Linked DNA regions of Homo sapiens: all the other regions are linked to region 2. A link is an interaction called in ENCODE POLR2A ChIA-PET data of the cell type or tissue named here. Cell type or tissue: CD4-positive, alpha-beta T cell. All regions are shown on one strand. Each heading gives the region's core, and the rest is flanking DNA. Links, peaks and the distances in the headings are about the cores only. Region 1 has its middle 110 kb from the start of PTPN20. Region 2 has its middle 130 kb from the start of GDF10. Region 3 has its middle 23 kb from the start of GDF10. Region 4 has its middle 13 kb from the start of GDF10.

The links. ChIA-PET counts read pairs that join two places held together with the same protein. Peaks named below come from ENCODE experiments on the same cell type or tissue, not always from the same donor. Only the 100,000 strongest peaks of a DNase experiment are listed, where the experiment ranks them.
Region 1: POLR2A ChIA-PET joins it to region 2 with 7 read pairs; 1 of 35 experiments calls an interaction of 5 or more read pairs at or near these places.
Region 3: POLR2A ChIA-PET joins it to region 2 with 5 read pairs; 5 of 35 experiments call an interaction of 5 or more read pairs at or near these places.
Region 4: POLR2A ChIA-PET joins it to region 2 with 5 read pairs; 3 of 35 experiments call an interaction of 5 or more read pairs at or near these places.

Annotation. Positions count from the first base shown.
Region 1 is chr10:47,021,924-47,027,527 of GRCh38, reverse strand. No RefSeq gene overlaps it. Among named protein-coding and RNA genes, the nearest start is that of PTPN20, 110 kb to the right of the region's middle. In CD4-positive, alpha-beta T cell, for the core only: a CTCF peak has its summit at 2,578 (motif pointing left); a DNase peak (open chromatin) is centred at 2,597.
Region 2 is chr10:47,163,029-47,168,632 of GRCh38, reverse strand. No RefSeq gene overlaps it. Among named protein-coding and RNA genes, the nearest start is that of GDF10, 130 kb to the left of the region's middle. In CD4-positive, alpha-beta T cell, for the core only: no CTCF peak of the experiment used is centred there; DNase peaks (open chromatin) are centred at 2,292, 2,672, 3,052 and 3,712; H3K4me3 peaks cover 1,222 bases; H3K27ac peaks cover 1,867 bases.
Region 3 is chr10:47,274,474-47,280,077 of GRCh38, reverse strand. No RefSeq gene overlaps it. Among named protein-coding and RNA genes, the nearest start is that of GDF10, 23 kb to the left of the region's middle. RefSeq lists an enhancer at 1,291-1,992. In CD4-positive, alpha-beta T cell, for the core only: no CTCF peak of the experiment used is centred there; a DNase peak (open chromatin) is centred at 2,337.
Region 4 is chr10:47,284,357-47,289,960 of GRCh38, reverse strand. No RefSeq gene overlaps it. Among named protein-coding and RNA genes, the nearest start is that of GDF10, 13 kb to the left of the region's middle. In CD4-positive, alpha-beta T cell, for the core only: no CTCF peak of the experiment used is centred there; no DNase peak of the experiment used is centred there.

The DNA.
Region 1 (5,604 bases), core at 189-5,188, 140 kb after region 2:
CCTGTACAGCCCTGTCCCTGACCTCCCACCCCTGGCTCTCTCCCTCTCCCCAGGGCACAGCTTCCCAGGAAAGAAAAGCCAATCCCATGAAACATTGGTGGTGCAAGCCTGGCAGCATCTGTAACGCTCTCACTGTGCTGTTCCTTGTTGGGACTAAGACAGCCGCACCAGCAGGCTTCTCCAAGGACTGGGCGAGGCTGCCCTGTGAAGCACATGGCCCACAGGTCCGTGCACCCCTCTGCCACGCCCTGGCTGGGGTGGGCACTGGTTATCCCTTCCCCATTGGCCTCAGGATCCGGGTTGCCTGGCTTGTGGAGACTTGTGCCATGCTCTTCTGATTAGCCAACTGTGGAGGCTTCCAGAAGTGCAGGGCGACAAGCCTGTCCCACTGGGCCCCATCAAACCCCCCAAGTGCTTCCCTTCCCACTCCAATACCTCTGCATCTGAAGCTCCATCTGAGGCTGGGAGGCTCCTGGCTTCTTCCTAGGGCTCTGGCATGCCTCACCTTGGCAGAACACCCTCAAAATGTGAACACAAGTGTGTTGGGGTACTGACGCAGTCGATGGGGAGAACCTGGCAGGTGTGGCATCAGGCTGGCAGCTTCTGACCAGCCCCATGACCCCTGGGTGGCCACCATTCCCTTCTCTGCAAAGAAAGAGGCCATGAGTGACCCCCTCCTCTGGTGGGGTGAAGCTTCGAGGAGATGGGACCCTTGTCTGCCTGGCGCCCAGCTTCCACTGGCACCAGTGGGCATTCAGTGCAGGAATCCCCTCTGCCCTCCCCCTCCCCACCCCTCCTATCCAAGTTGACATCCTCACTCCGGTCCCTGTGGGGTACTCAGAAGGAAGGCCCAAGGCTGGGCAGAGGGCTCACTGGATAGCCCAGGAGCCCAACTCCCCACTTTCTCCACCCACCAACACCTTGTGGGCGAGCGCCCCCCAGAGCCCAAGGGCCCAGGGCAGCAGCCCGTCCTGGAAACTGCTGTGAGGCCTGGTTGTGCACTCAGGGGCAGTGGCCGGGCTCCTGGCTTCCGGCAGAGTCCCGCTGGGAACTCCAAGAAGGGAATGGTGAGTGGGAGGCCCTGACCTTCTTCATGTGTGTGGATGGAGGCAGCTGGACCCCATGAGGAGCTCAGGTCACAGGGGCTGGGCCCTGGGAGTGAGGGGTCAGGGAGGCCAGAGCCAGTATGTGCTGGTTGCAGGTCCAATCCTGTCAAATCCTCACCTTCTTCACGGGAGGGGAGGCGGTCACTCTCATGAACCCTATTTTACAGAAGATGAAACAGGCTCGAGGAGGGTTAGTACCCTAGGCTCACACAGCTGGGGGCAGAGCTGGGATTAAACCAGGTTGGATGGGGCCAGGGACCCTGAGTGAATGCACCACCCACGCTGCCCTGCAGAACCATGTGGAGATGGGCACAGTGACCGGAGGTGGCCTTGGGGGTCGATGACATTTGCAGGCAATAGTGTAGCTCTGGCTCTCTGTAGTATTTCCTGCAGGGAGGCAGAGGGCAGATGGGGTCTCTGCCTCATGATCCTGCAGGGAATCTGCCGTCAGCGCTGGAGCACCTGTGGGCACTTGATCCTATCCAGCTGTAGCAGTTGTCATCCCCAGGAGGGGCCAGAGTGGCAGACAGACCTCCGTGCCCCTCTTCAGGAAGCTAAGGGTGACTGGAGCTCACAGGCCTCCACCCAGCCTGGACTCCTCTCTCCCAGGCTTCTGGGAGTCATCCCAGAGGAGGTGGGGCCCAGAGTCCATCCTGTCCAAAGACCACAGACTTGGATTCCTGCAAGGGCCAGGAAGGATGAGTAAAGAGCTGAGGATGGGGCCTGGTGGAGGCTCTGGCCACCCAACAAGCACCAGCCTCTAAGAAAGGCACAGCCACTGACTGTGCATCTGTGGGCTACCAGGCTACAGCCTCATGTGGACAGGGTCGGATGAGCCCCTGTTCACACAGGTCTGGGCTAGCAAAGTCCTACAGCCACCCTGCCGCACCACACAGGGGAGGGAGCAAAGGCCCCCGACTGCAGAAGCCCCACCCCATCTGGCTTCAGTCTTCTCTCTGTCTCTGGTCCTGAGGCCCTCACACGTTCCCTGCTCTGTTCCCAACACACCCTCCTCCACCAGACTGCCTCTGAGAGCAGGGCACAGGCAGCAGGCTATGCAAGTGAGAGGCTGTGGAGTTAGGCCTGGCTCGCTCCACCTCCCTGCTGTGTGACCCTGGGCAGGTGCTTCACCTCTCTGAGCTTCAGTGTTGTCACTTGACAGGTGGTTGTGAAGATCCAAAGCAATAATGTGTGTCAAGTGCTTTGCATGCAGCAGATGAAGCCTTCCTTTCCTCCCTGAAATTAACAAGTGCAGTGCTGGGAAGTGGGAGTCAGGCATAATATTAAGTCCATGCTCAAATAGGTTGTGGGTCTGATGGCAGAGGTTTCCAGCTGGGGCTCATCTGTTAGCCATGAACTTCTGACCCAGAACAGAGGAGGAGACACAGGTTCAGCAGCTGAGCGTGTGAGTTGGGGAGTCAGGGGATCCTGCTTCCCAGTACCTGCCTCTGGCAGGGTCCTGATTGCTGCGCAGGTGGGCAACGCCACCTAGTGGGCATGCATAGTGCCATGACTCAGGGTATTGATTGTCCTCACACACGCGCACATACACATGCACAGAGCTGTGAACACACACCTCAGGCCCCTACCCACACCTTCACCCGCACACAAACGTCTTCTAGCTTCTTACCCCTTGGATCCTATCTTGGAGCTGAGCATCAGCAGCCATAAAACCATGCATCCTTCCTCTTTCCAAAAGCCAATTTGGGGATTGTGTGAGGACAGCCAGGTAGTCTGAAATGGAAAGGGGGTGAGGTCACATTTGCTAAGGGCATGATAGTGCATGCCAGGCTCCAAGCCATGAGGGAGGTGTCACCGTAGCACTGAAAGGTTAAGAGCTTGCCCAAGCCCACCCAGAGAACACAAGACTGCAAGCCCCAGGCTGTGCAGCTGTACGGCCTGGTTCCTACAAGCTCCACAGACTATTCCATCATAAAAAAGGGTTTTTCTGGATCCTTTAACTTCCTTCTTGAACTAGATTTTATTTGAAATGGAATCAACTTGACTCATAATTCTATTTAGGGTCCCGAGATGATTTTCTAAGTGACAGCAGAACCTGCATTCTCAGCAGCCATTGTCTAACCTATGCTGTCCTCCTCCTCCTTCTCCTCCCAGCAACGGTGTGTGTGTGTGACTGTGTGGTTTGTGTGTGCACAAATGTGTGTGTGTGGTTGTGTGTGTATATGTGGTGTGTGTGGTGATGTATGGTGTGATTGTGTGTGGTGATGTATGGTGTGATGTGTGTGTGTGGTGTGTAGTGTGTGTGGTGTGTGTGATGTGTGTGGTATAGTGTGTGGTATAGTGTGTGTGGTGTGTGTGTGTGGAGTGTGGAGTACTTGTGGAATGAATGTGTGGTGTGTGTTTGTGGTATATGTGCGGTGTGTGTGGTGTGGTGTGCATGTGTGGTGTGTGTAATATGTGGTGTTTGTGGTGTGGAGTGTGTGTGGTGTGTGGAGTGTGTGGAGTGTGAAGTGTGCATGGTGTGTATGGCATGATGTGTATGTGTGCATGGTGTGTATGGCATGGTGTGTACATGTACATGGTATGTGTGATGTGTGGTGAGATGTGTGTGTTATATGTGGTGTGCCGTGCATGTGTGGTGTGTGTAATGTGTGGTGTGTGGTGTGTAATGTGTGGTGTGTGTGGTATGAGTGTGTTTGTGGTGAGTGGGGTTCGCGGCACCAACAGGCGCTCAGAGTGTGGTTAAACCCCTGCTCTGCACCAGATGTCCTGGGTGTGTTCCTGTGGAACCCGTGCCTGGACTGCAGGCTGCTCCTGGTGCCTTGTTTCTAATGAACAGAACAAGGCAGAAGTCATCGGCCACCACTTCCAAGATTAGATTACAAAAAAAAAAACCTCGGGTTCTGCCCTGGGTGCCTCCTGCCTGCTCCCTTGCCTGTTTCAGGGAAAGCCGGTGGCCAGGCTGTGGCCTGGAGAGGACCACGCAGCAGAGAACTGAGCCTGGCCTCAGCCAACAGTCAGCAAGTGATCTGCCAGCAACTGCCTGAGTGTGCTTGGAAGCAGAGCCTCCGAGTGAAGAGAGCGTGTGGGACGCCCTGAGGCAGAAGACCCAGCGAAGCCACCCCAATCCCTGCCCCATAGGAACCGTGCGAGGATAACTGTTGTTGGAAGCCACCAAAGGGAGGGCAGTTTGTCACACCGCCACAGAGAACTAACTCAATGGACCTTTTCTGTCCCCTTCTGAGCCCCACACTCCCTGCTATAAAGTAGGGATTGGGTCACAGGTCATGCTTGCTTAACACGGTACTTGGGACCAAAGAGAGACTCAACAAAAGTTCCCTTTTTCCTGTCCACACTCAGAGGCAGGCTTGGATCCTGCTCACCCAGCCTCATGTGATGAAAAACTCCAAGTCAGGCTCCGTCCCACAGCTGGGGTCTGACAAACAGCACCCCCTTGCCAGCCACGGCAGCTGGAGAAGGAGGTCGCCGGCAGCTGGAGAAGGAGGTCGCCAGCAGCAGGGCTGGAGAGCAGATCTGATGGCATCAGCTCGGGCTTGCTCCGTCCATGCCGGGCTGGAGTGTGGCCATCACTCCCAGCCACAGAAGCTCGTTGATCTCTGACCTCCCTGGTGGGAACAGGCCCTTCTCCAGGACAGGCCAGGGCACCTGCACTCAGACAGTCTGCGGGTGCTCCCTAGGCCAGGGCTGACAGCCCCGATGGAAAGCTGATGCCCTGCCTTTGGCACAGTGAGTCCAGGAAGAGGCACCTAGCCACCACCCACATCTATGGGAGACACACCTAGCCAGCTCCTGATTCCCTAGCCTCACTCCAGGCACCTCCTAACACTCCTTCCATCTTCCTAAGGGGCAAGAGGCAGCCTCCCACCCCAACAACGCTGGCTGCTGCCCAGGCTAGCCCAGTGAGCTCCATCTGCAGTCCCATGGCGTGGATCCCAGGACCCTGACTCCTGGGAGTGGGCCCTGGGAGGAGTTTCAGAGCTGCTGTCTCCCAGGGGAGGCTGGCCAAGCCCCTCTTCTCCTGCTCTCCCTCCCGTCAGGCACAGCAGCCCCCTGCTCTGGGAAAGTACAAAGACCTCACCTCTGAGACCCCTCCACCTTCGAAGCTCTAAAACCAGGATTCTCGCATGAGCCACCCTAACAGCAACCCTGATAAGATGTTCTTCCTACTTTCTAGATGACGAAAGTCAGACTCTAAGGCTCAAGAGTTTTTGGCAAGGTCACACAGCAAGGGTGGCAGTCTTAAACGTGGCCCCAGAATCCCTTGACTTTCCTTCCACTGAGGGGTGGGGTTTATGCCCTGTCTTTGAGCCTAGGCTCTGTGGCTGCTTGGCCAAAGAAACACTGTGGACATGATGCTGGGCCAGTTTCTGGGCTCAGGCTGTAAGAAACCTGGGTTCTCTTGGAACCCAATCATCCTTCTCCGAGGGTGCCCAAGTGGCCCAAGGAGAAGAACCTGGCTTGGCCCCCTGCTGACAGCCATGCGGTGTGCCATCTTGAAAGCGGACCCTCCACCCCA
Region 2 (5,604 bases), core at 355-5,354:
GTCAGCAGTTCAAGACCAGCCTGGCCAAGATGTTGAAACCCTGCCTCTACTAAAAATACAAAAATATTAGCCAGGTGTGGTGTCGGGTGCCTGTAATCCCAGGTACTCGGGAGGCTGAGGCAGAGAATTGCTTGAACCTGGGAAGCAGAGGTTGCAGTGAGCCGAGATGGTGCCACCGGCACTCTAGCCTGGGCAGCAGAGCAACACTTCATCTCAAAAAAAAAAAAAGTTCTTTACCCTCAGAAAATGAAAATTATGGTACGTGGTTTTTAGTTATTACTGAATACATTTTCTGTTTTCTCTTATACTTACCTTCCTTCTTTTATTCTTCTGCCACTTTATTCTATTTTATGTATCTATAAGTCACCTTCACCTTATTGTAATAAGGACCCATAAATAACTAACCCTCACACCAAATCCTTAAGGTAGGTGTCCTTGTTTCTACTTCACAGGTAAGAAAACTGAGACTGAAAATAAGTCAAGAAGGTGCCACTGAAACCATTGCTCTCTGATCCCAAAGTCCATTGCTCTCAGCACCCTTTCCTGTTACAGAAGAACCACTGTAAAATTCTTAGGAGCAATATTGCTTTCTAGAGACTGCAAGGAAATTAATAATGCAACGAATGTTATATATTGTAAACAATGTTTGTTTATAAGACTAAAGCTAAGTTACAAACCTGGTAACTAACTATATGTGACCAAAATCCAGGCATGACAGTTCACAGGCCAGTTGTTCATCCCCACCACAGCTTAATAGAGCTGCGCTGTCCTTCCTGGTGAGGTTTCCTCCAAGCCAAACATGCTTTGAGCTGGCTCAGATGCCCAGGGGCAGAAGCATGGGCTTCCTTCAGAGAAAGTAATGCTTCTGTGTCCAGAATTGGTTCCTTCCAGTTGATTTTAGTCTCACTGACTTCAAGAATGAACAGGCAGACCCTCATAGTGACTGTTATAGTTCTTAAAGATGGTGTCCAGAATTTGTTCCTTAAGATGTTCAGATGTGTCCAGAGTTTCTTCCTTCTGGTGGGTTCGTGGTCTTGCTTACTTCAGGAGTGAAGGCACAGACCGTTGCCGTGAGTGTTACAGCTTTTTTTTTTTTTTTTTTTGAGACAGAGCCTCGCTCTGTCACCCAGGCTGGAGTGCAGTGATGCAATCCCAGCTCACTGCAAGCTCCACCTCCCGGGTTCATGCCATTCTACTGCCTCAGCCTCCGAGTAGCTGGGACTACAGGCGCCTGCCACCACTCCTGGCTAATTTTTCTTATTTTTAGCAGAGACACGATTTCACCATGTTGGCCAGGATGGTCTGGATCTCCTGAACTTGTGATCCGCCCACCTCAGCCCCCCCAAAATGCAGGGATTACAGGCGTGAGCCACCACACCCGGCCAGTGTTACAGCTCTTAAAGGTGGCGTGTCTGGAGTTATTCATTCCTCCCGGTAGGATCGTGGTCTTGATGGGTTCATGGTCTCTGTGGCTTCATGAGTGAAGCTGCACACCTTGGCAGTATTACAGCTCACAAACATAGCACAGTTCCCAACACTAAGCAGAATCAAGATTTATTGTGAAGACCAAAAGAACACAGCTTCCACAAACTCGAAACAGACCCTACAGGGTTGCTGCAGTTGGGCCGGTGGCCAGCTTTTATTCCCTTATTTGGCCCCGCCCATATCCTGCTGATTGGTCCATTTTTACAGAGTGCTGATTGGTCCATTTTACAGAGTGCTGATTTGTCCATTTTTACAGAGTGCCGATTGGTGCATTTACAAAACTTAAGCTAGACACAGAGCACTGATTGGTGTGTTTATAATCCTTTAGCAAGACAGAAAAGTTCTCCAAGTCCCCACCCGACCCAGAAGACCAGCTGGCTTCACCTCTCACTTCCATGCTGCCAAGACCCCTAAGACTCCCAGAGCCTCCTTCCTCGGCTCCTCACTGCCCCTTCCCGCCCTACTCCATGCCTCCATGTTTTCCCCAGGACCCAAGGCCAGACTTCGCTCTGAGCTCCCTGACGCTTTGGGCTGAGGCCAGGCCCTGATATACCGGTACTGCAGGAAAAGAAAGGAAAAGAATCCAGAAGGCTCCTCCTGGGCTTGCACAAATTCCCCTCTGCTTGGTCTGAAGAGGCACGTACTAGGAGAGTGCACAGGTAACAGTGAAGCCCCCTTACCCAGTGACCCTTCCTCCTGGTTACCACATTCCCCAGTGGCGCCTGGTCTATGACAGCTGTGTCTCTGCCTCCACAGGGCTCAGGGCAGGTCCTGGGGCACTTCTCCCGCTGGCCCTGGATGAGTCAGCACCTCAGGCGCATGCAGTAGGTGCTCAAGACTCAGATCCCTCCTCTTGTCTAGGCCTCCAGTTGGCCCGGATTCTGGGGGCCCTAGGGGACCCCCTCCCTCCCCTTCTGGCTTTTGCTCACACACACTGGACCTGATAAAAGTTCCAGCATGATTTATCAAACACCCTGGCTCCTCCAGGCTGAGCCCCTGGGGGATTTTGAAAGGAAACAGGCTCCATGTGCTTCCAATCCACTCCACGCAGCTCATTGCGCTATTGTTCCGTCTAGCGGGGGATGTGCGGGACACCCTGGAACCGTTCGTGGCTCTGTTTAAAGATGTTTTTCTTAGAAGCAGGAAGTTACGTCCTGCCAAGAAGAAATGAAAATAAAGCCCCGAGGGTTCACTCGGGGTTCGCTGGGAGCCGCGCTGAGCTGTTGCAGCGTCTTGGCCCGGCCGAGGAGGAAGTTTAAAGGGGCCTCTGTCTAGAGCTCTGAAGGCAGGCAAGGCAGCCTGGCAGTGACCATCAGGCAAGTCAGAGACACACGCGAGCTCTCTGCCCCAGGGGCCCTAGGGTGGCCTCACAGGGCACAGCAGAGCCCTCCTTCTCGTGATCACGCTGCGGTCGGGTTGGCTGCTCCTTCCCATTCGTTCCTCTGAATCTCTGCAGAGGCCGGGGGCATGTGGGAAGGGCCCAGGAAAACCTCAGGTCCAAATCTTGGCTCCTTGTATGATAGACGTGTATCTTGCACAAAGTACTTCACCTCTCTGGGCAGCAGATGTCGTGCTGTGAACTCTGGGGCTGCTCTTCCCCCTGCCCCAGGCTTTCTTACATACTTCCTACTAACCCCCAGCCTCCGAGGACCAGGTTCAGACAAAACTGTCTATCAAAGTCATTCCCTGGGTGAGTGTGACTGAACAAAATCAACAGCCCAGCCCGGTAATGCCAAGAGGCTCCAGGCCTCCCACAGAGGGAGGGGCTCCTCCAAGGCTGTGGGTACAGGTGTTCTTCTGGGGTTCCCAGGGCAAGCCGGGAAGGAGTACTGCAGAGCCCCACGGAAGGATGCATGAGCACAATTGCTCTTTCTTGCCTCTGAGGAAACTTCTTGGCAGACAGTGTAGAATTCATTTCTACCTCTTTTCATTCATTCAACAAGTACTGAGAGCCTTCCATTTGCTTAATAAGAAAAAGGGGCTAGGACTTTGAAAGCCAAAACTGTTTCTGTCATTTACTGACTTTGAGATCTTGGAAAACTATGTATAAGTCTCAGTCTTCTAACTATAGAATGGGAATAAATGTCTCTACCTTTTAGGTCCTTGTAAAGATCAAGCACTCTTGGATGTCCCCTGCACTGCAGGGAAACGTGGCTGCTGCCTCTTCTGGTTGCCTGCAGCTCTTTGCATAGAGTTCATGTTAGCCTTGGTGATTCATGAGTGCGTGATTGTCACCAACACGTGTTTCTGAGTGCTGCAGGGTGGGGGCTGCACTTTATGCCTCAAGCTGTCCCCAGATTCTGGAAGAGTCCCCTGCTCACTTGAGGGTGGGTTGAATGAATAACAAACTGATTTATTTCCTCCATCATGTCCTGAGAGGATACCTGGGCTGCAAAAATAAACATGCCTGAGGTCTACCAGATCTGGGCAGCATGGTGGGACAGAGGGACAACTGAAGGCTGATGTCGTGGTCACCTCCCAGCCAGTTGAAGGGCTGCTGGGGCACTGACGGTAGACAAGACATCTGAAGCCAGTTAGTAAGACTCCAGGGCTTACGAATACTGCCCAGTTCCTGAAAGTGGCGTCCTGCAGGCAAGGAGAGCACACTGTCCAAGTCATAGTTGGAGGCACATTGAAGGCACCAGCACCATCTGGCCCTCTACCCCAGAACTTGGAACCAGCGGGAATCACAGGACTATAGGTTTCAGCTCAACCAAAGAAAGGAGTTCTCAACAATCAGAACTGTCTGACTATAGAATGAGCTGCCGAGGTGTTGAGTTTCCCAGCCCTGAGGGTTTTTATGTAAGGCACCCACAGCTATATTCTAGGAATGTCTTATTGGTGTGGTGAGTCATGAACCACTGGAGGCTTGATTGCGTTCCAAAGTGTGGCACATACACGATTGGTGGTCCATGCGCTGATTTTATAAAGCACACAGACCATTTTTTTAAAAAGTGTGTTTTCTTTCTGTTAAATTATATAGATTTTGTAGTTATTCCCTATTTTATGAGAAGTGATAACTGTTTTTCATTTATGGAACAACAAAGTTTTATTTTAAACAAATATATCAAATACAATACCATTTATAATTGCTCAAAAATAAGATACTTAGATGTGAATCTAACAAAATATGCATAGGACTTGCATGCTGAAAATTACAAATAGTGATTAAAGAAATCAAACAAGATCTAAGCAAATGGAAAGACATACCATAGGCTGGAAGATGCAGTGAACTGAAGATGTCAGTTCTCCCCAAATTGACACACAGGTTTGATGCAATTCTATCAAAACCTTAGCAAGATTTATATTTTTTTGGCAGGGGAAAATTATTCTAAAATTTCAATGAAAAGGCACAAAAACTTGAATAACTAAATCAAAAAATTTAAAGAACAATCAAGTGAGAAGAATCAGTCTATCTGATTTCAAAACTTATTGTATACCTATAGTAACTGAGGTTGTGTGGTATTGGTGGAAGGCTAGACACATAGATAGATCAATACAATAGGATAAATAACCAAGAAACAGATCCAGAAAAATATGCTTATCTAATCTTTGACAGAAATGTGGAAGTAATTCATTGCAGAAAAGAGCCTTTTAAATAAATGGTGCTAAAGTAATTAGATATTCATAGGCAAAAAAAAAAAAAAAAAAAGCCAAAAACCCTCAACCTAAGTCTTACACCCTTTGCAAAAATTAACTCAAAATACATCATGGGCCAGGCACAGTGGCTCACGCCTGTAATCCCAGCACTTTGGGAGGCTGAGGCGGGTAGATCACCTAAGGTCAGGAGTTCGAGACCAGCCTGGCCAACATGGTGAAACCCCGTCTCTACTAAAATACAAAAATTAGGTGGGCATGGTGGCACGTGCCTGTAATCCCAGCTACTCAAGAGGCTGAGGTGAGCATCACTTGAACCCGGGACGTGGAGGTTGAAGTGAACCTAAATCACGGCTCTGCACTCCAGCATGGGCGACAGAGCGAGACTCCCTCTAAAAAAATAAAAATAAATAAATAAATAATGGACTTAAATATAAAACATGAAACTATAAGACTTAAAAGAAAATAGAAGGAAATCATCAGGATATGGGATGAGATAAAGGATTCTTAGACTTGATACCA
Region 3 (5,604 bases), core at 330-5,329, 110 kb before region 2:
ATCGCTTATGTTACTGCATGTAATTGTTATTATTGTTTGTTGTTACAGCTACCTGTTTGGTCTGGGTGGGATTTCTTTTGGCCCACCCTGTGAGGCACATGGGCTCGAATGGCTGGCTTATGACTCATCTGGGGCATGAAAATTAAGAATAACCTGGGCTCCTCAGCCATGCTCCTGCTCTGAACCCATCAGCTTCTATGCATTCTTTCTGATGGCTGGAAGGGCTTCTCTTTGGGGTGTTTGGGGTGTTAGGAAGTGTGAGATGCTGTGAGGCTCCACGGAATGGGTGGACGGGTGGCCTCTACATGGTGTGGCAGAGGAAGCCTCCCCCCAGGTGGCCCTGCTGTCATCTCTGCGCCCCAGAACCCTGGCCTAACCCCAGGACTCCACAAGGCCTGCTGAGCAGCCAGGCTGTTCCCCCATCTTGAGTAGCCACTCTGTCAGGTCATGCCTGGCGGGAATGATGAACTTTGTGTCAACTGCTGATTACAGAAGGCTGGGGCAGGTGCTGGAATGCCTCTTGGGTGAAGCTAGGGAGGTGCTGGCCCTGCCTCCCCAAGCCAGGCTCACAGGCCTTTTGGAGTCCTGATTTTGGACTCCCACAGCACCCCGTGGGACCTGGAGATTTTTTTCTCTTCAACATCCATGTGAAGATGCTTCCTGAGGAACTTCCATGAGCTCAGCACTAGGGCAGGTAGTTCTGGGGATGCAGAAAATAAGAGCAGGGGTGTCCAAAGCTGGTTGGGGGGTGGTAGCTTCTGGGGACTGAGAGTAAGGTCAGGGCACAAGGTGAGGACAGAGGGGCAGGTGGGAAATGGCAGCGATGGCAGCGCTCTCACTGGGGGACCCTAGCTGGGCCTGAGTGGAGAGGCCCAAAAGGCTTCCTGGAGGTGGTGACTGAGCTGGGAAGGAAGCAGCACAGGCAAAGAAGGACAGGCTTTGCAGGCAGGGCTCAAAGAGATGGAAGAAGAGAGGGGAGCAGCCATGAGCTTCCCAGGAACTGCAAGTGTCTGGGTGAAGTGGGAGTTCAGGATACCCCTGGACTTGGAGGCCTTCAGACAATCACAGACAGCAGGACCATGGCAGCAGAACCCTGGGAGAGAAGGAAGAGGCAGTGGTTTCTGCTGGCTGCTGGAGCAGAGTGGTCTTGCAGGCAGCTCAGAGGCCCAGGGACTGTCATGGGCAGAGGCATAGGGATCGGTCCTTGCTGAGGCTGGGCACTGAACAAGGTGGTGCATGAGACAAAGCTTGGAGTCCGGTCATCATCCCCCTCCTCAAGCTGCCACCCTAGCTGGAGCTGGATTCAGGAAACGACAGCCCTTTTTCCTCATGGGGGAGGTACCTGGCTTTGGACAGACCTGAAGGAGGTTCTCTCCAGACCTGGAGGAGGTCCATGGAAGGCAGCAGGCAGGGAAAGTGGCTGTCCTGACTAGACAGCAAGGGGTGGAGGAGGAGCTGGCTGTGGCTGCATGACCTTGAATGACCTTTGACTCCACAAGCATAGTGTCTGTGTAACATGTGCCTTGACAGTTCATCTTGAGGTTTAAACATCATTCTTTAAATCACCCTCCATGATGCCAGGTATCCTACCCCTCAGAATGAGAGGGCAACTGGCTGGTGTTTTTTAAGCGGACCACCCGCAGCCTCACTGAGACACCTCTTATTTCCAGGAGCCAGGTGTCCAGGTCCCCGTGCAGCTGTGGTGCCATCGTGTCCTGGATCCTCGCCACCTTGGGGGCCCGTCAGCGCCTCTCTGGAGCCTACAGAGGCACCTGGCAGGCTGGCAGGCAGCTTTTATATGCCTAGTTAGGGTTTTATGGTGCAGCCGGGAGGATCTGCGTCTGACAAGGCGTGCATGTGACTGCGGCGTCTGTGTTCCTGGCCGGGCCTGCCTGAGAGCAGAGACCGGCGGGGTCACCCTGGGGACCGGGCGCCGAAGCTCAGCCACAGAACAGGGGTCCAGGCCATACTGGCTAAGCCTTGCCCCTCCTGAGATACTCATTTCCATTTGTTCATGAAAGGGCCAGGCTGAGCCAGGCCCAGGGGGTGGAGGAAGTGGGGCAGGGAGGCCTCCTGGCCTGGGGGAGCTCTGGGAGTGCCCCTCCAATCCCCCCAGGGCCAGCTCCAGGTCCTGGAAACTCAGAGGACAAGCTGCAGGACCGGCCACCCCCCTACCCCTCTCTCTGTGCAATTTGTATTCCAGTGGGCAAGGTGACAATAAACCTATAAGTAGACAAAGTAGTCACAGGATCGTTTCTGGCAGGGTGGCTCTAGGAAAGACAGGATGCAGGGCCAACTGGGAGGATGTGACAGTGGCTGGTGGTTGGGCTCACCTGGGGAGGAAAGGCCTGCTGAGACATGAGGAAGCTTAGTCACCAACCATCAAAGGGCAGGCAAGGGGACCACTTAGCAGTGAGTTTGGGGTGCTCATGGTGCAGGCTGCAGACCAGAGCCAGGGAGAGGCAGGAGGTGGCAGGGCCAGGCCTTGGTACTCTCGTCTTTGGTGAGGAATCTGCATTTCTCTTTGATTGGCACTGTTGCACTTGCAGGGCTCACAGTCATGTGAGTCAGGTAATCATTAGGGGAGGTGGGGACACAGTCGGCTGCACACAGCCTAGAGAGATCAGCTCTGCCTGGGCACTCATGGACAGGGAGTGCCTGGGACCATCCCCACTCATACCTAGTGACCTTTGTCATTCTCAGAAGTGCCCTGATCTGGATTATTAATTATGTGGTCAGCTTCACGATGGGCACCCTCACAGAGGGAGAGATAGTCCTGCCTCCTGGAAGCAGAGGATGTTCACCAGGCAGGCAGCAGGGAAGAGGATTCCAAGTCCTGGAATTAGGAAATGCATAAATGTGTTGGGAATTGCTGAAAGCTCGGTAGGGATAACTCCTGGACTGTCAGGGGAGGGATGCCAAAGAGGCAGGAGTGGGGCTTGAGAAGACTCCGTGGAGTTTGGACTCAGTCTTATAGCCTTGGGTTGTTGAGAGTCACAAGAGAGTTCAAAGTCTGAGAGGAACACAGTCAGGCTTATGTTTAGAGAGAACTCGGTGAGGACTCAGGCAGGGGAACCAGGGAAGCAAGGAGCCGAGGCAGGGGTTGAGGAAGGAGGCTGTCATAGTGTCCCAGGCAGGAAGTGTCAGGGACCTGACCTATAGCAGGATCATGGGGTTGTAGAGAAGGATGGATATGGAAAACTAATGAGGCGGGCTCAGCGAGGAGGAGCAGATGTGGGAGGGGCATCCTGGATGGGGCCCAGGTAGGGCATAGGACTCTGGGTGGAAGCCATGGAAAGCTGGAGAACCCAAGGCGAGGACAGCAGAGCTTATCTTGTGCAGTCAGAGGGTGGCAGGGATGGTTGACGCTCTCCTGCCAAGTGTCTGTACCCTTCTTCTGTATTTCCCGGCCTTCCTTGCAGTTGGTGGAGGCCACGTGGCTAGCTCTTGCCAATGAGAATGTGAGCAAAAGTCAAGTATCACTTCCTGTCCAAGGCAGTGTGTAGGGGGTGAGGTCCTCCACATTTCCCACCTCGTGAGCTCTCTAAGATGGCAGAAGAACAAAGTGGACGCTACTGGATCCCTGACTTCCCATTTGAGGAAGGCTGTCTGACTTACATAGTGAGCCTGCAAAGACAGTGAAGCTGCTGAGGCTTGGGGACTTGCCACTACTGTTCATGAGGGTCCTGTATCCTGATTGCTCACATGAAGGGCAGTGGGGCAGGAGGAGGTGACAAGGCACAAGGGAAAGCTCATCCAGAGAGAGGAAGAGGCTGGTTGCTGTCCTCACTGCCTGTCCCAGATTCACCATTCAGGGAGCCCTCCTGCTCCCTGGGGAGACTGAGGAGACACGGGGCTACAGCTGCTCTTTCCAATGCATTTGCAAGGATGAGAGCTCTTGGGTGTTCATTTCATCTCTGAACCCCTTATGGTTTAGCCTGTGGTCAACCGAGGCAAGGCCATCCTGGAGGAAGAGTCAGCAGCCAGAGGACTGTCCAGCTGCTGCCATGAGGCCACTGCTCCCCAGGATCAACCACTGCCCCTTTATTCATGCACCTAGCATCCCTGGCGAGCAATTTAGCTTCTCCCCATGGAAGACTCTAAAATGAATCAGAAGGGAACAGTACAACCTAATCCCAAGGCTCTACCAAACTCTGGACTTTTAATTATAGCACCATTCTGGGACCCATTGAATTTAGAAAACAGAGGCAAATCCTCAGCTACTAGGGCAGTTAATCCAGGCAAAGCAATGCTCTCAGCTTTTTGTATTTAGTGAAAGCCACATTGAGGTTACTGTTGTCAAAATCTAAAGCAGAGATCCAGTGACAGCTGAGGGAAAGAAAGTAAATGATGTTTATTGGGTCTGTTCGGCAAAACTTCCCTCCTATTCTTTTGTTGTTGTTTTTCCTTTCCTAGTATCTTTCTGTAGATTTTTGTCCTGGGAAATCCCACTTAAATAAAGATGTGGAGTTTAGTAAGTTCCAGTCTTCTGGGGTGCATCCATTGTCCACATTTATCTTATCCAGTGCTATTCTCCCAAGTCAAATCTTCCCCTGCAAAAGGTAATTTCCATCTTAGCAACGTTTAAGCAGGCCTGGACTCCATCTGTCGCTGTCCCACCTGGCTATGCTTTGGGAATCTTGTCTCCTCTCTGACCATCCTTAACATCCCAGTTTGAAACATTTCTTCTTGGGCTTTTCCCTCAAGGCATGGATCACCATTACACTCTGGAACTAGCCTAGCTTCCAGAATGCCTACTGAGAAGTTCAATGTCCTTTATTTCTATTTATTTCTGTGTAACCTTTCTTCTCCAGTTTTGCCCTCTGGAAGTTTTAGGATCTTCTTTTGATTCCCTGTGTTCTCAATCTTCATGCTGATGCACCCTCATGGATGTTTCTGCTATACATTGTGCTGGCCACTGTGTAGACTCTTTCTGTGTAGAAACACATGTCCTTCCAATCTAAGAAATTTTCTAATTATTCCCTTAGGTTTCTTACACTTGTCCCCCGTTTCCAATCTCTCTCTCTCTTTAAATATTTATTTAGTTGTTCAACATTTATTTTACATCCAGGGGTATATGTGAAGATTTGTTACATGGGTAAATTGTGTGTTGCTGAGGTTTGGGGTATGAATGATCCCATTATCAAGGTAGTGAGCATCATATCTGATAGGTAGTTTTCCCACCCTGCCTCCCCTTTTACTCTCCAGCTTCTTGCAGTTCCCAGAGTCTATTGTTTTAATCTTTTTGTCCATGTGTACTCAATGTTTAGCTCCCATTTATAAATGAGAACGTATGGTATTTGATTTCCTGTTCCTGTGTTAATTTGCTTAAGGTATTGGTCACCAGCTGCATCCATGTTGCTGCAGAGGAAATTATTTTTAATGGTTGCATAGTATTCCACAGTGTATAGATTGATTCCATGTCTTTGCTGTTGTGAATAGTGCTGTGATGAACATACAAGTACATGTGCTTTTTGGTAGAACAATTTATTTTCCTTTTGGTATGCACCTGGTAATGTGATTACTGGGTCAAATGGTAGTTCCGTTTTAAGTACTTTGAGAAATCTCCAAACTAATTTCCATAGTAGCTGAACTAATTTGAAT
Region 4 (5,604 bases), core at 376-5,375, 120 kb before region 2:
GCTGCCTGAATGCTCGGCACAGTGGGTCTAAAGGTCCTGGTGCCCAGAGGAGGAATGCTTCCTCCAGGGGACATGGCAAGATTCCCTTTTCATGTTCAGTGACAGGTGCTGCCAACCACCACCAGCTCCTACGTCTAGAGACTGGTGGGAAGGAGGGGAGTCTCCATCCTGCACAGGTCATCAAACCTGTGCTGTCACACACTGGGACAGGGAGGATGTCTTTAGCATCCAGGTGACCTACTGGGTCATTTCCTGGTGCCTCCCTGCCCAATTCTGATGACAAATGGACAAGGGAAGGAGCCACAGCTTGAGAAGGGCATGACAACTCTCTGGGGCGTGAGTCTGCGCCACCCACCAGGTGAGCCCCTAGAGAAGCAGAGGCACTAGCCAAGGTGGAAGAGAACCTGGAATGGGTGGCAGAGGAGGGAATTGGTGAGTACCCATGGTCCTGAGCCCAGCTGCAGCACAGGTACTGTGATCACCCCTTTAACCTTCTTCCTCTTGTAAGCTTTCCCAGGAAAAGAGACCAGGGAGCATCCTGGGGGAGCTGTTCCCAGGTAGGACCGGATTATACAAAACAAGTGGATGCAGCTGTGGAGAGGGAAGCCTGTAGAGGACACTGTGGAGCTGCCCAGCTCTACCCTTCAGGGTTGAGGCCCCCATTTCCCAGCTTTCAGGGGTGGTGCCTGCTGATGGCTCCTGGCTGAAACCCTCCCCAGGAATTGCCCTTTGCAGCCTAAAGGAGCTGCCCAGCCCGTGGCCATGCCTGCTCTTCCCCAGGGCCGCTGCATCTCCCAGCTGGGACCACACGGCTGTACAAAAAAGTCTGGGCTCCCTAGTCTCAATTTGGGACAACACTGAGGGACCATCCCAACTCCAGAGCTACCTGTGGGAACAGCCACAGCCCCCGTTGTAATCGCATTCCAGTCAACTTCCCCCTCTGTCCAGCAGCCTCTCTCACCCCTTCCGGGTGGTGACGTTCCTAGGTTCTGGCCTCATAAACCCGCCACACTCATTTTGCCACCCCTGAGCCTGGTTCTGGGGTGCTGCACATGAGATGGCAGGACCCAGGCACCTAGAGTGGCCATGTGTCCCAACATGACAACTGCTTACTTCCTTATTCCCTTTCCACCTTTCTGAAAAATATCATTCTTCTTCTGGTATTTCTCTAACATCTCTCTCACACTTCCTGATTCCCCTTGTTCACAGGAAAAGCAGCTGGCAGGTTCATAAGAAATTCATAAGCCCATGTTTCTTTTATTTATTTTTATGGTTAACTTCTATTTATAACAAGGAATGCTGGTTTTCCATTTATACTTGAGATTTAAAGATTCTGTTTAAAATAAATTTAAGTAAAACGGAGTGAGTGGGTTTTTTAAAAAACAGCTAAGTAAATGATAACGATGGCAGGCATGGTGAAGGTGGTTCACTGAAGGATGGCGACTTGGGCAATGCCTACACCAGCAATTTCTCCTGCCTGGGAGCCCCTCTGACTCAGGTGAATAAGCGTCCTGCAAAAACCAGCCCCAAGACTCCATTCTTTGCAAAGGTCCTGGCCCCTGCGTTTCAGAGATAGTCATGTCTTCCTGTAAGATACGTCCCACTGTGTGGAACAATCTTTCTCCACGTCTCATCTGCATCAGGCCAGCAAGGGCCTTGAGCGCTAAGTCTTTCTTACTCCCTGTTGTTGCTCCAGGACCCAGTGTGGGCTGAGACACAGGGAGGTTTGGGGGCAGGATTTTAAAGTGGTCCCCAGAATTCTGCTCCTGGTGCATTTGCCCATAGCAATTCCATCCTGAGTTGGGGTGGGGCCTTTGAATATGACGCATGTCACTCCTGGGATTCACTTGTGTTATATGGCAGAGGTCATGCGATTTTGTGTGTATCTAATTGAAGGCCCCAAACCGCTGATTTTGATGGAATGAAAAGGGAGATTATCCTGGGTGGGCCTGCCTTAATCCGGTGACAGCCCTTGAATGGTGGCCTGGGCCCTTTATGAAGAGAGGGCTCCCATGCTGGCCATGTCCTGACGAAGGGTCCTGTCATAGGCCTCTAGGAGCTGGAGCCATCCCTGATGACAGCCCAGAGGAAAGTGGGGCCCTCATACTACAGCTGCTAGGGGCTTGGGAGAGGGAGGACTTGGGCTCCGGAAAGGTCTGCAGCCTGGAGAATATCTGGATGGCAGCCATGTGGGAACCTGACTGGAGAGCCCAGCCAAGCTGTGACCAGACTCCGGGCTCGTGGAAGTTGTGAGATAACACATGTGTGCTGTTTTAAGCTGCTAAACTTGTGGACGTGTATTATGCAGCGTTAGGAAACTGGCACGGCAGCCTGCAGACATTGGCCGAGCGAGTATGAAAGCCTGCAGGGCACCCCGCCCACTGGCTCCTGAGATTTACAGGCGCTTTCCACCTGGGGAGATGAGGCTGCCAGTGCAGGGAAGGGTTGGCAGCTGCTGCAGCCCTCGAGTTGCCCCTTACCTCACATGGTGCAGACAATGAACAGACCGGGGACTGCCCAAGGTCACTTAGAGTGGAGCACGTCTGGGAACCCCTCTGAGCCTGGCCTCCTCAGCCATGCTTTTGGTGCCAGCCAGCGCAGTGCCCACTCCATGACCTGGAAGGCATCACAATCTCCTCTTTCTTTGGTGACTTCAGCTATCAGTGGATCTCCCCACCCTGCCGCCTCCCCATGGGGTCTGAGTGGCAGGTGGAATGTACCCTCCCTCTTCTCACCCACCCTCTGGCTCTGGGACATAGCAGCTCTCCCCTCTGCCCCAGGCAGCCCTTCATCCTGGAGCTCTGCCTTGGGCACTCTGATGGCCTGGCCCCTTGCCCCAGTCTCCTCTACCCTACCCTCCACCCTGCTACTCCACCCTTCGCTAGCTGTTTTGTCTGCCTGCATGGCTTCCTGCCTTCTTTTTGAAACAGCTCTCTCCTTTCTGTGGAAGAAGGCTTCCCCCAAACCACACATGAGGCTCAGTGGAGCTGCCTGTCTGAGAGGCTGCCTAAGTGCCATGCCAGGGGGTTGGTGTATGCCAGTCCTAACACTTCCCCCAGCCACAGTGAATCCCAGGAGAAATCCTAAGTTGGGTTAGTCATTGTTCCACAGGATTCTTCTAAGCAGACTTGGTGGTGACAGCCCCGCTCTTCAGTTTGCTGAGGTGGAATGTCAGGTGGCCAGACCGGGCTGGTGCTGCCAAGGTCCCTGTAACACAGAGACACCTGTGTCTAACTGAAGGGAACTGAGGCAGCAGAGGAGAGGATAAAGAGGTGGAGAAGCAGGAAGAAGAGAAGGAGGAGGAGGAGGGAGGGGAAAGAGAAACAGGAAGAGGAGGAGAAACAGGAAAAAAAAAGGGGAAGGAAGAGGAGGAGGAGAGATGAAGATGAGAGAAGAGGGAAGGTGTTTTAGTTACAAATTATCCCCAAACTTATTATGGCTCAAAACAATACACAGGTTCTATCTCACAGCTTCTGTAGGTCAGTGGTTCAGCTGTGGTTGAGCTCAGGGTCTTTCTCAAGGCTGCAGTCAAGGTGCAGGCTGAAATCTCCCTTATCTTGCACCGGCTTCAAAGCCCTCGAGGCTATGGGCAGGGTTCAGTTCTGGACTCTTGGGCTGACAGCTCCATTTCTTGCTAAGTTCTGAGCTCAGGATTCTCTGCTTATTCTGGGCCTTCTCTTTCAGAACGTCTCCATCCACTTCCCAATCCGGCATCTCCACTCAGACCTCAGGCTGGCATTCCCCAGTGGCTCTGGGATACCAAGCTTGCTTCCAGGGATCTTCTGCTTCTCCTTCTGCACCTGCTCCCCTACTGTGATGGTGCCATGGAGCTGAAGGTTCATGGCTGGCTCCTCCCTCTTTTCCCCTCATCCCCAGCCGGCTGCCAGTCCTGTGAAGCTCATCTCTTGGAGCCCCCTCTGCCTGCTCTGCACACGGACACTTTCTCATCCAGGTCTTGATGCTCTCTTGCTGCTGGTCGCTATGCCAGGCCCACTGCCTTCAGGCTCCTTCCTCAAGGCTACAGGGCAATCTTCCTTATGACAGACGTGCCCCTGCCACCCTCCTGCTTGTGGGACCTCACCTGTCTCCTTTCCGTGGCATGATGCCTGTGTCAGACACCAACACATGGTCCCTGCCCCTCCTTCACACCTCTCTTCCAGGCCCCTGCGTGTCTTCTCATTTCCTGCCCACATACTCCTTCCTCCCAAGGACAGGCCTCCTCAGCCGTTCTCTCAGCCTGACATGTCATCCCCCAGACCCACCCTTGATTTTCTCCACCTGCAAGAGTCCCAGGATCAAGTTTGTCTCCCTCAGGAGCCCTCTCAGAAGCCCCCCTGCCTCCACAGCCCTTTCCTTCCCCTTAGGAATGGGACTTGCTCCAGACAGCCCTGTGCAGAGCTGTCCTGCAGGTGGCTGTCTTCTGCCCCAGGCTCATGGGGGGACAGTGGCTGATGAGAGTCTGTCCCATGGAAGGTGTCTGGAGAGTTAGGGAATTTGCTCCAGGACCATGGGAGGGGAGGAAGGGGACCATGACACATGGGGGTGATGCCCTCGATGGCATGAAGCCCCTCCACTGCCTTCTTTCCTCTGGCCTCCCTTCTGAGCCCCGATCATGAGTCAGGAGGGTAGAAAAGTTCACAGCCGGAAACTCTCAGCTCTGAGCAGTTGTCAGTTTCCTATGATTCTAGCAGGATTTGCTACTCCTCCATGATTTACTCAGACATCATGGACGATAGAAGCCAAAGCTAAACTGAACAAGCGAGAATGAAGGATTAATTGGCTGAGATAACGAAACTGCCTAGAGGAAGGGATGAGCTAGCCTTCTGGAAAACTCAAAGTAGGGACTTCCACATTGTCAGCCTCCCTCCCTGCCCTCCCTCCCCTTCCCTCCCTTCCCTTCCTTCCTTCCCTTCCTCCCTCCCGCCCCCTTCCCTCCTCCTCCTTCCTCCCTCCCACCCCCTTCCCTCCTCCTCCTTCCTCCCTCCCGCCCCCTTCCCTCCTCCTCCTTCCTCCCTCCCGCCCCCTTCCCTCCTCCTCCTTCCTTCCTCCCTCCTCCTCCTTCTTCCTCCCTCCTCCTCCTTCTTCCTCCCTCCCTTCCTCCTCTTCCCTCTCTCCCTCCCTTCCTTCTTTTCTTCTCCCCTTTCTCCCTCTTCAGAATGAAAACAGCTTTGGTGTTAATGGACAATGTAATTACTGCTTGGCTACTGTAAAGTGAGAGTGATGTGTAAGGTAGGCCTATCAACATTCTGACAGCCATGCGGACCCACAGGCAGCGAATGTTTGCTCTAGGGGCCGGACAGTCAATATTACAGGCTCTGTGGGCCATATGGTTTTAACTCTGCCTGTGAATGCAACCATAGACAAAATGTCAATGCATGGGCATGGCTGTGTGCCAATAAAACTTTATATACAAAAATGATGGGCTGGGTGCGGTGGCTCACGCCTGTAATCCCACCACTTTGGGAAGCCGAGGTGGGTGGATCACGAGGTTAGGAGTTCAAGACCAGCCTGGCCAAGATGGTGAAACCCCGTCTCTACTAAAAATACAAAAAATTAGCCAGGCATGGTGGCGGGCGCCTGTAATCCCAGCTACTCGGTAGGCTG